Linked DNA regions of Homo sapiens: region 1 is linked to region 2. A link is a contact called in ENCODE Hi-C data. All regions are on one chromosome and are shown on one strand. Each heading gives the region's core, a stretch centred on a gene start or an enhancer-like site at or near the end of the contact. The rest is flanking DNA. Distances are from core to core; before and after follow the strand shown. Region 1 has its middle 31 kb from the start of LINC01000. Region 2 holds the start of METTL2B (methyltransferase 2B, tRNA N3-cytidine).

Region 1 (4,033 bases), core at 1-2,500, 130 kb after region 2:
TTGGCCACGTGGCCCTGACTTCTCACTTTCATAAGAAGGGGTTTGTATTGTGGAGATACAAATTATGGAGTTGTTTGCATTAATACAAGTGTTTGTGGAAAAAGATGCCAAACTTTCCTGTGATTGGTAATGCACCTTTATTGTAGGCTCAGCAAAACAGTCCCTCATCTACGGGATCTGGCAACACAGAGCATTCCTGCAGCTCCCAAAAACAGATCTCCATCCAGCACAGACAGACCCAGGTAGGTTGGTGATCGATAATCAATTGAGGGGGATACCTGCTGTGTAGGAATAAGGGCTAACCTGTGTAGTCTGTCATTCTTCTCTGACTTCTCTGACCACCTCATTATTTGTGTGTATTATATTCAGAACTTGCATTATGGGTATTTAAAGTCCTTTGGAAGGTGCTTTAACTTTTTGAGGCTTTTCTTTACTCTTCTGGTGTATTGTAGCAGAAATGCTTATGCTAAAGCATGGTGTTAAGGAAAGTGCACACTTTTTTTTTTTTTTCCTACAGTATTCCACAGAAGAAAAGTACCTACACTTTGAAGGCCTCTAAGTTCAGATTCTGGCACTGTGGCCTAAGTTCAGATTCTGGCCTGGGCCTCAGTTTTTCTTAGTACAAATCATCTGTGAAAATGTGGTTGATTCTCATGATCTCAGACAGTGTATACGAAATGTTTATTAGTAGTGTACTTGTAGTAGGCTTTCAATAAATGTTAATTCCCTAATTTATGAAAGTAGTTAATGTATTCCTTTTCCTGCTTACTTATTTATACCTGGCTAAACTTCTCTCAGATGTGAGATACCAACATGGTTTACTCCTTAAATTGTGTTCAGAAACTCTTTAATTTAGGGAGTGTTCTGAACATTTGAGGATTGTATCTGCAAAGGATGGTGGCTATAGCTTCCATTTTGTAGTTTTGAGTATACTGGGTTTTCTTGAAGCCTCTTTTGATACTGTATATATTATCTTCAAGACAGGATCGTTGGCAATCTAGGAGAATTTCTTAAATCTCAAGAGGTATACAACTCCCTGGAGCACATTTGAATTTTATCTAAATCACCAGCTCTTGTACAGTTCAGTTAGATAGTTGAGCACTCAGGTAGCTTCTTCTCTTCCCTTCTGATTGCTCTCTGTTTCCACCAGATGGCGCATTTGTTCCTTAGAGAGTTGTGTCAAGTCTCCTGTGAGATCGTTTTCTATTCAAAGTTAGTTTCATTTCTGGAGTAACGTGTTTCTACATTGTTCAGTGCACAGTAGTGAGAATTCATACATTTGATTCCAGAATTAACATGTATTTGAAGTGTAGGTGTAGTGGGACGTAAGGAACCCAGCAGAGGACTTGAACAATGAGATGAGACAAGCAGATTTCATTTCTTAAGCCATGTGATTCTAGGCCATTTGTGTGAGCAAGTGCTTTTTTTTCCCCCCAAGAAAGGTAACGAGAAGAGTGTGATGACATATAACATGTTGAGACTAATCCTAAATTTGTTTTACCTTTGTCTCTGTAGTCCAACCTCACAATAGAAAAAATATCTGCACTAGAAAACAGTAAGAATTCTGACCTAGAGAAGAGGGAGGGAAGAATAGATGATTTATTAAGAGTAAGTATTAAAATTTGGTAAGATATTTTATAGCAAGCACCATTTGTTATATATATTTGGATTATGTACATATCATAGAAGTAATTACTATAGCCAAATAACAATGAAATAATAAACATTTGGGTATTTTTCTTTAATTGAGGGAATCTGAGTAGGAACCAGGTTCCTGCATTCTAAACACTACCTTTAAATTGGAAATCTTATACTGTAGTATTTTAATGATTGAATTTATATTGGAGAAATAGATATGTGGAGTGTTATATTTCATCTAGAACTGTGGGAATAAGTATAAAGTGTTGTTTTCCCATTCCAGAGAAATTATTTTAATATTGTTGAATTTTATAAGCTATTTCAAAGGACTTTTTAGCCCATTTTGCTTTTTGTACCTTTTATAACCTACTCACCCAAACTTTTTTGTGCTTACAAAAGAAACCTTTAAAATGCTTCATCTGGAATTAAATAGATATCACTAGAAAATACTTTATCAATATATTTTGAACATGCAATTTGGCATGACTGACTCATAGTTTTTAAAGAGTAAAAAGGGCCGGACATGGTGGTTCACACCTGTAATCCCAGCACTTTGGGAGGCCAACGCAGGTGGATCACTTGAGGTCAGGAGTTTGAGACCACCCTGGCCAACATGTTGAAAAGAAACCCTGTCTCTACTAAAAAAATATAAAACATTATCCTGGTGTGGTGGCAAGCGGCTGTAGTCCCAGCTACTTGGGAGGCTGAGACAGGGGAATTGCTTGAGCCTGGGAGGCGGAGGTTGCAGTGAGCCGAGATTGCGCCACTGCATTCCAGCCTGGGCGACAGAGTGATACTTCGTGTCAAGAAAAAAATAAGAAAGTAAAAAGGACCGGGCATGGTGGCCCATACCTGCCACTTTGGGAGGCTGAGGCAGGAGGATTGCTTGAGATCAGGAGTTTGAGACCAGCATGCATGACACAGCAAGACCCCATTTCTATAAAAGAATACAAAATTTGCCAGGCATGGTGGTGTGTCTGTGGTCCCAGCTACTGGGAGCCTGAGGTGGGAAGATGCTTGAGCCCAGGACCTCTAGGCTACAGTGAGCCAAGTTCACGCTGCTGCGCTCCAGCCTGGACAACAGAGCAAGACCCTGTCTCAAAAAAAAAAAACCATTATACATGCTCTTTACAAAATACAGAAAAATATGTCACTCATAATTCCATTAATTGGGATTAAACATTTGGTACATTTTTTTTTTCAGTAATTTTGAGCTGTTTGAAGTAGATATGTGTGTGTATATATATATATACACACACACACACAAATGAATATATACATAAATGTTACTGATTTACGAATAACATTGGCTAGCATTTTTCTCTTCTCTAGTGATTTAGAAGGTATAGGTTTGATCCTTATTTCTGCTAATGTGGTAGTTAATCTGACTCTTCAGGGTCCTGAAACCTCCAGGGCTACTGTGACACAGCAAGATGGGGATCGGCAACCTTGCCTTTGTCAGTCTTTCTTATTAGGCTTTGGGTACAATTTTGTTTGAATATATGTTTAATAATACAGATTATAAAAGTCACTGTACTCATGATGATCTGACCTCCAAAATTTTTTTACTTGTATTATATTTCTGTACTTAATAAAAACATAAGGTAAAATAGTGTATTTTGACTCCTTTTTATATAAAACCTGGAATTCAGCACATAGCTAAACTAAGTCTGGCCTTTATTAGTAAAGTCTGGTGTGTTTATATTATTATTAATTTTTTTTTTTTTGAGACAGAGTCTTGCTCTGTTGCCCAGACTGAAGTGCAGTGGCGTGATCTCAGCTCACTGCAACCTCCGCCTCCCAGGGTCAAGCAATTCTCCTACCTCAGCCTCCTGAGTAGCTGGGATTACAGGTGCCCGCCACCATGCCCAGCTAATTTTTGCATTTTTAGTAGAGATGGTGTTTCACCATGTTGGTCAGGCTGGTCTCGAACCCCTGACCTTGTGATCCACCCACCTCGGCCTCCCAAAGTGCTGGGATTACAGGCGTGAGCCACCGCGTCCAGCTATTATTATTAATTTTATATATTTATTTTGAGACAGGATCTCACTCTGTCACCCAGGCTGGAGTGCGGTGGCGCAGTCTTGCAAGCTGTGCCCTCCCCAGTCCCCACCCGATGTGATCCTCCCACCTCGGCCTCCCAAGTAGCTGGGACTATAGGCATGTGCCACTACATTTGGCTGTTTATATTATTAATCAATTAATTTTTTGAGACAGAGTCTCACTTTGTCACCCAGGTTCAAGTGATTCTCCTGCCTCTGCCTCCCAAGTAGCTGGGATTACAGGCATGCACCACAATGCCTGGCTAATTTTTGTATTTTTAATAGAGATGGGTTTTTGCCACATTGGCCACGCTGGTCTCGAACTCCTGACCTGCAGTGATCAGCCTGCCTTG
Region 2 (3,917 bases), core at 1,055-3,554:
ACCCTTAGTTCCTCTGAAACGTGGCGTTTCTGAAGCTACAATCCAGTATAAAGTCTGACACCAGAGAACTCACAGCCATGTCAAACTTATGCAAAATTATTTTAGGTGCTTCGAAAAATAGGTTTTACAGGCCAATCAAATATAATTGTATAAAATTAAGTTTAGGCCGGGCGCGGTGGCTCACTCCTGTAATCCCAGCACTTTGGGAGGCCAAGGTGGGCGGATCATGAGGTCAGGAGATTGAGACCATCCTGGCCAACATGGTGAAAACCCATCTCTACTAAAAATACAAAAAATTAGCCGGGCATGGTGGCGGGTGCCTGTAGTCCCAGCTACTCGGGAGGCTGAGGCAGGAGAATGGCGTGAACCCGGGAAGTAGGGAGCTTGCAGTGAGCCGAGATCACGCCACTACACTCCAGCCTGGGAGACAGTGCGAGACTCCGTCTCAAAAATAAATAAATAAATAAATAAATAAAAATAAAAAATAAAATTAAGTTTAGGATACTTTAGCACATTTCATAGAAAAAAGGCCAAAGCTGTTTGACATTTAAAATGTCTCCATTGGAACTAATATAGTAAATTCAAGTGAAGACAATGAGCTGTCTGCAAGAAAATATCCAGTGGGACTGTTGATTGGGAACACTAACAGCTTTTAGTGAGGGGAGAATAAAAGCCCACAGATGAGAAAACAAGATGCCAGAAATAAATGTAAATCAACCACCATATCTGCAAACAGCTGGCCTTGAGAAAAGATAAAAATTCCTTGTACTTGTTTCTGGGTATGGAGCTTGTGTTCAAAATGTTTCCAAAGACCACAAGAATGGCAAAAGCATATTGTCTTCAAATGAAGTACAACTTCTTTACTATCTTTTTGATTAACTTGTGTATTTTTCTTCCTGATTAGAGAGGCTTAGAGCTTGTTCCCATTTCTTTGGAGGAAAAGTATAGAATCATTCATTGCTCCCTGTAGTTTTACCTACAGAAAGAATTTACAATGGAATAAACAATTACTGGCTGGGCACGGTGGCTCACACCTGTAATCCCAACACTTTGGGAGACCGAGGTGGGCAGATCATTTGAGGTCAGGAGTTCAGGACCAGCCCAGGCAACATGGTGAAACCCCATCTCTACTAAAAATACAAAAATTAGCCGAGTGTGGTAGCGCGCACCTGTAATCCCGGCTACTCAGGAGGCTGAGGCAGGAGAATCACCTGAGCCCAGGACATGGAGGTTATAACGAGCTGAGATCCAGCTACTGCACTCCAGCCTGGGAAACAGAGCAAGACTCCGTCTCAAAAAAAAAAAAAAAAAAGTACTAATTACCAATGTGCTATGTCTAGCACTGCACTAACCCTTTCCTTTTTTAAAAAAATTCATCTTTCCCTTTATTCTGACATTATGACATTAAATAAAGTCCAAGAGATATTGGGCTGGTCCTTGTTTGGTCTCTGCCCTTTCCTTCTTTTCCAAGTGGTATTCATCATGCTTCTCTTGGAAGTCTTCTCAAATAACCTTATGTCTATAACATACTTTCTTCTAGATTCTTTTGAGAGTCTATTTGTATTAGATCTAGAAATAGAAATGTAAGGCTGAAATGTATTACTATGACAAACTGTATGTGTGTATTACAATCTTAATTGTGCTAATAAGGATAATTATAATAAATATAATATGGATGATTCAAAAAGGTTAGATGGTTATAATTAAAAAAAAATTGTCCTTGGATATTCCATTTGATTTGCTAAGCCTCGTGTTCTCTAATTTCATATATCCATCTCCCCCACCCCAACCAAAATATATATACACACTGTGTATACATATACACCCACACTATGAAGAGCTGACTATAGAAGCTGGAAATTGCCCTGTTTCTTTCCGCTGCTTGCTACCTTCTTCAGTTCTGGACATCGGCTCCGCAGTGGAACTAGGTAGCCTCAACTCTTATAATGATTCAAGATTATTCCTGTTTTACAACTTGAGGGAAGCTGGGGAACCTGTTAAGAGGATCCCAGCAATGAACTGGGCCTCAAGTGGAATGTCTCCCACTTTCTGCCTAACCTGCACGTCCATCAGCACCTCATCAATGAGATACGACTCCTCCGGGGAGAATTTCCCCCTGCCTGGTCCCCTTCCCTAGAGAGCCCTTCGCCAACCCTGGGAAAGCCCCAAACGACAGCTCCCGAGCGCCACCCGGACCAGACTCCAGGACCGCCCTGTCCCGCCACCCTTTTTCCCGCCCAGACTCCACGTCTTCTGAAAGAGGGCGTGGCCCGCAGGAAGTTCTCGCGTTACGGAAAGTGAAGTGTTTCCGGCTCCGGTGTCATGGCCGGCTCCTACCCTGAAGGTGCACCTGCAATCCTCGCCGATAAGAGGCAGCAGTTCGGAAGCCGGTTCCTGAGCGATCCGGCGCGCGTCTTCCACCACAATGCCTGGTAATCACCCTGCCCCCTCGCCCGGCCTGTCGCTGGCCGTCTGTCCCGCCGCCTCGGAGCATTCCGAAAAGCCCCTGACCGCCGGCCACGAGTCAAGCTGCCCTACCCGAGGCACTCTCCAAGGGGAGAGAAACTCCTAGGCCAGCGACTCACCCTGCTCGCAGCCAGGACGTGAAGCCCCTAAGCTGCCCGTTTGATTTTCTCAGGGACAATGTGGAGTGGTCGGAAGAGCAAGCCGCGGCGGCGGAGAGAAAAGTCCAGGAGAACAGTATCCAGCGGGTGTGCCAGGAGAAACAAGGTGCGCTTAAATGGGCTCTCGTTGGTATCAACAGCCAGCGTACTGCCGAACGCGCCCTCCCGGAGAGGCCAGGGAACCGCGGCCGCCCACATCCTTTATTCCTGGCCTGATGCGGATCTCAGGAGTAGAGCAGGACAGGGAGGGGATGAGCAAGGAGGGAAAAGGGCTGCATTGTAACAAAATCTTAAGTCGTAGAGGGTTTTTTTAATATATAGTTTTACTTTGGAGGAGGGTAATTTTGTCTTTAATTATGTTGAGTAGATCCACGTTGATATGGCTAGCCAATGACAACTGTGTGGTCACGCGATCATCTTAGAACCTGTACTTTTTACATGATTTGCATTTTCCATGAGGAGATGTTTCCATTGAAGCTTCATTTAAGTGATTAGATTCTAAATATTGTTGGGAGGGGGGCTAATGACTGGTGACTGTGTGTCTATTACTTGTGTGATGGTTATGAGAATTTAGGGCTTCAGTCAAGGAAAGGTGGATGCAGCAGAGTGGAGATAAGTCTGGCCAAAGAAAAGGAGGCCCCTGCTTGAGAGGTTGATGATTTCACTGCAAAATATCCCTAGATAGTAAAACTAGGACTGATTGTTCCAGACAATTGAAGATAGCACTACAAATTTAGTACCTGCTGAAAGAGTTCTGTACAACAAAAAGGTTCCAGTTACAAAACATTCACCCTGCATAGTCTGACAGCAACTAGATCAAAGCAAGTTAATAGTTAAAAGGGATTTTGAAAATCATGTGGTTCAATATTCTCTTTTTATAGTTAAAGACACTTGGACCACAGGACATTAAGTGCTTTTCCCAGAGGTAAGCAGTCAGTAGTAGCAGTAGTGGAACTAAAATCCTGTTTCTTAGGGAGTCTTGGTTGATTCAGCAGGTGAGTTGTGAGTTGTTAACACACTTCTTAGTGGATTCCAACTTCCATTGTCACCGTCCTGCTCAATTTGTTAGGTTTTTATTCTTTCTACTACACTAGTCAAGGCCCCCTGAACTGGCAAGAGCAGTAAACTGAAATCTGGGACTGTCATGATCACCTTAAAAACAGCCTTCATTTAAACTGTCCATACTTTTTTTTTTTTTTTTGGAGGCGGAGTCTCGCTCTGTCACCAGGCTGGAGTGCAGTGGCGCGATCTCAGCTCACTGCAATCTCCTCCTCCCTGGTTGAAGCGATTCCC

The links. A loop is a pair of places that touch in the nucleus more often than their neighbours do. Pooled maps may share reads with other maps.
Region 1: a pooled map shows a loop between it and region 2 (8-fold over the local background). The contact joins the enhancer-like site here to the promoter of METTL2B in region 2. A Hi-C loop is called at or near these places in 2 of 37 single-sample maps with no recorded cell type and 14 of 50 pooled maps.

Annotation. Positions count from the first base shown.
Region 1 is chr7:128,607,972-128,612,004 of GRCh38, forward strand. No RefSeq gene overlaps it. Among named protein-coding and RNA genes, the nearest start is that of LINC01000, 31 kb to the right of the region's middle. Within about 2 kb of position 1,251, at least 7 of the 41 ENCODE cell types and tissues checked have a DNase peak (open chromatin) inside an H3K27ac peak, as active enhancers do.
Region 2 is chr7:128,474,444-128,478,360 of GRCh38, forward strand. It overlaps METTL2B (methyltransferase 2B, tRNA N3-cytidine), which reads left to right and starts at 2,305. Exons shown (of 9, transcript NM_018396.3): 1 at 2,305-2,432; 2 at 2,639-2,730. The coding sequence starts at 2,323. RefSeq lists enhancers at 2,142-2,191, 2,412-2,581.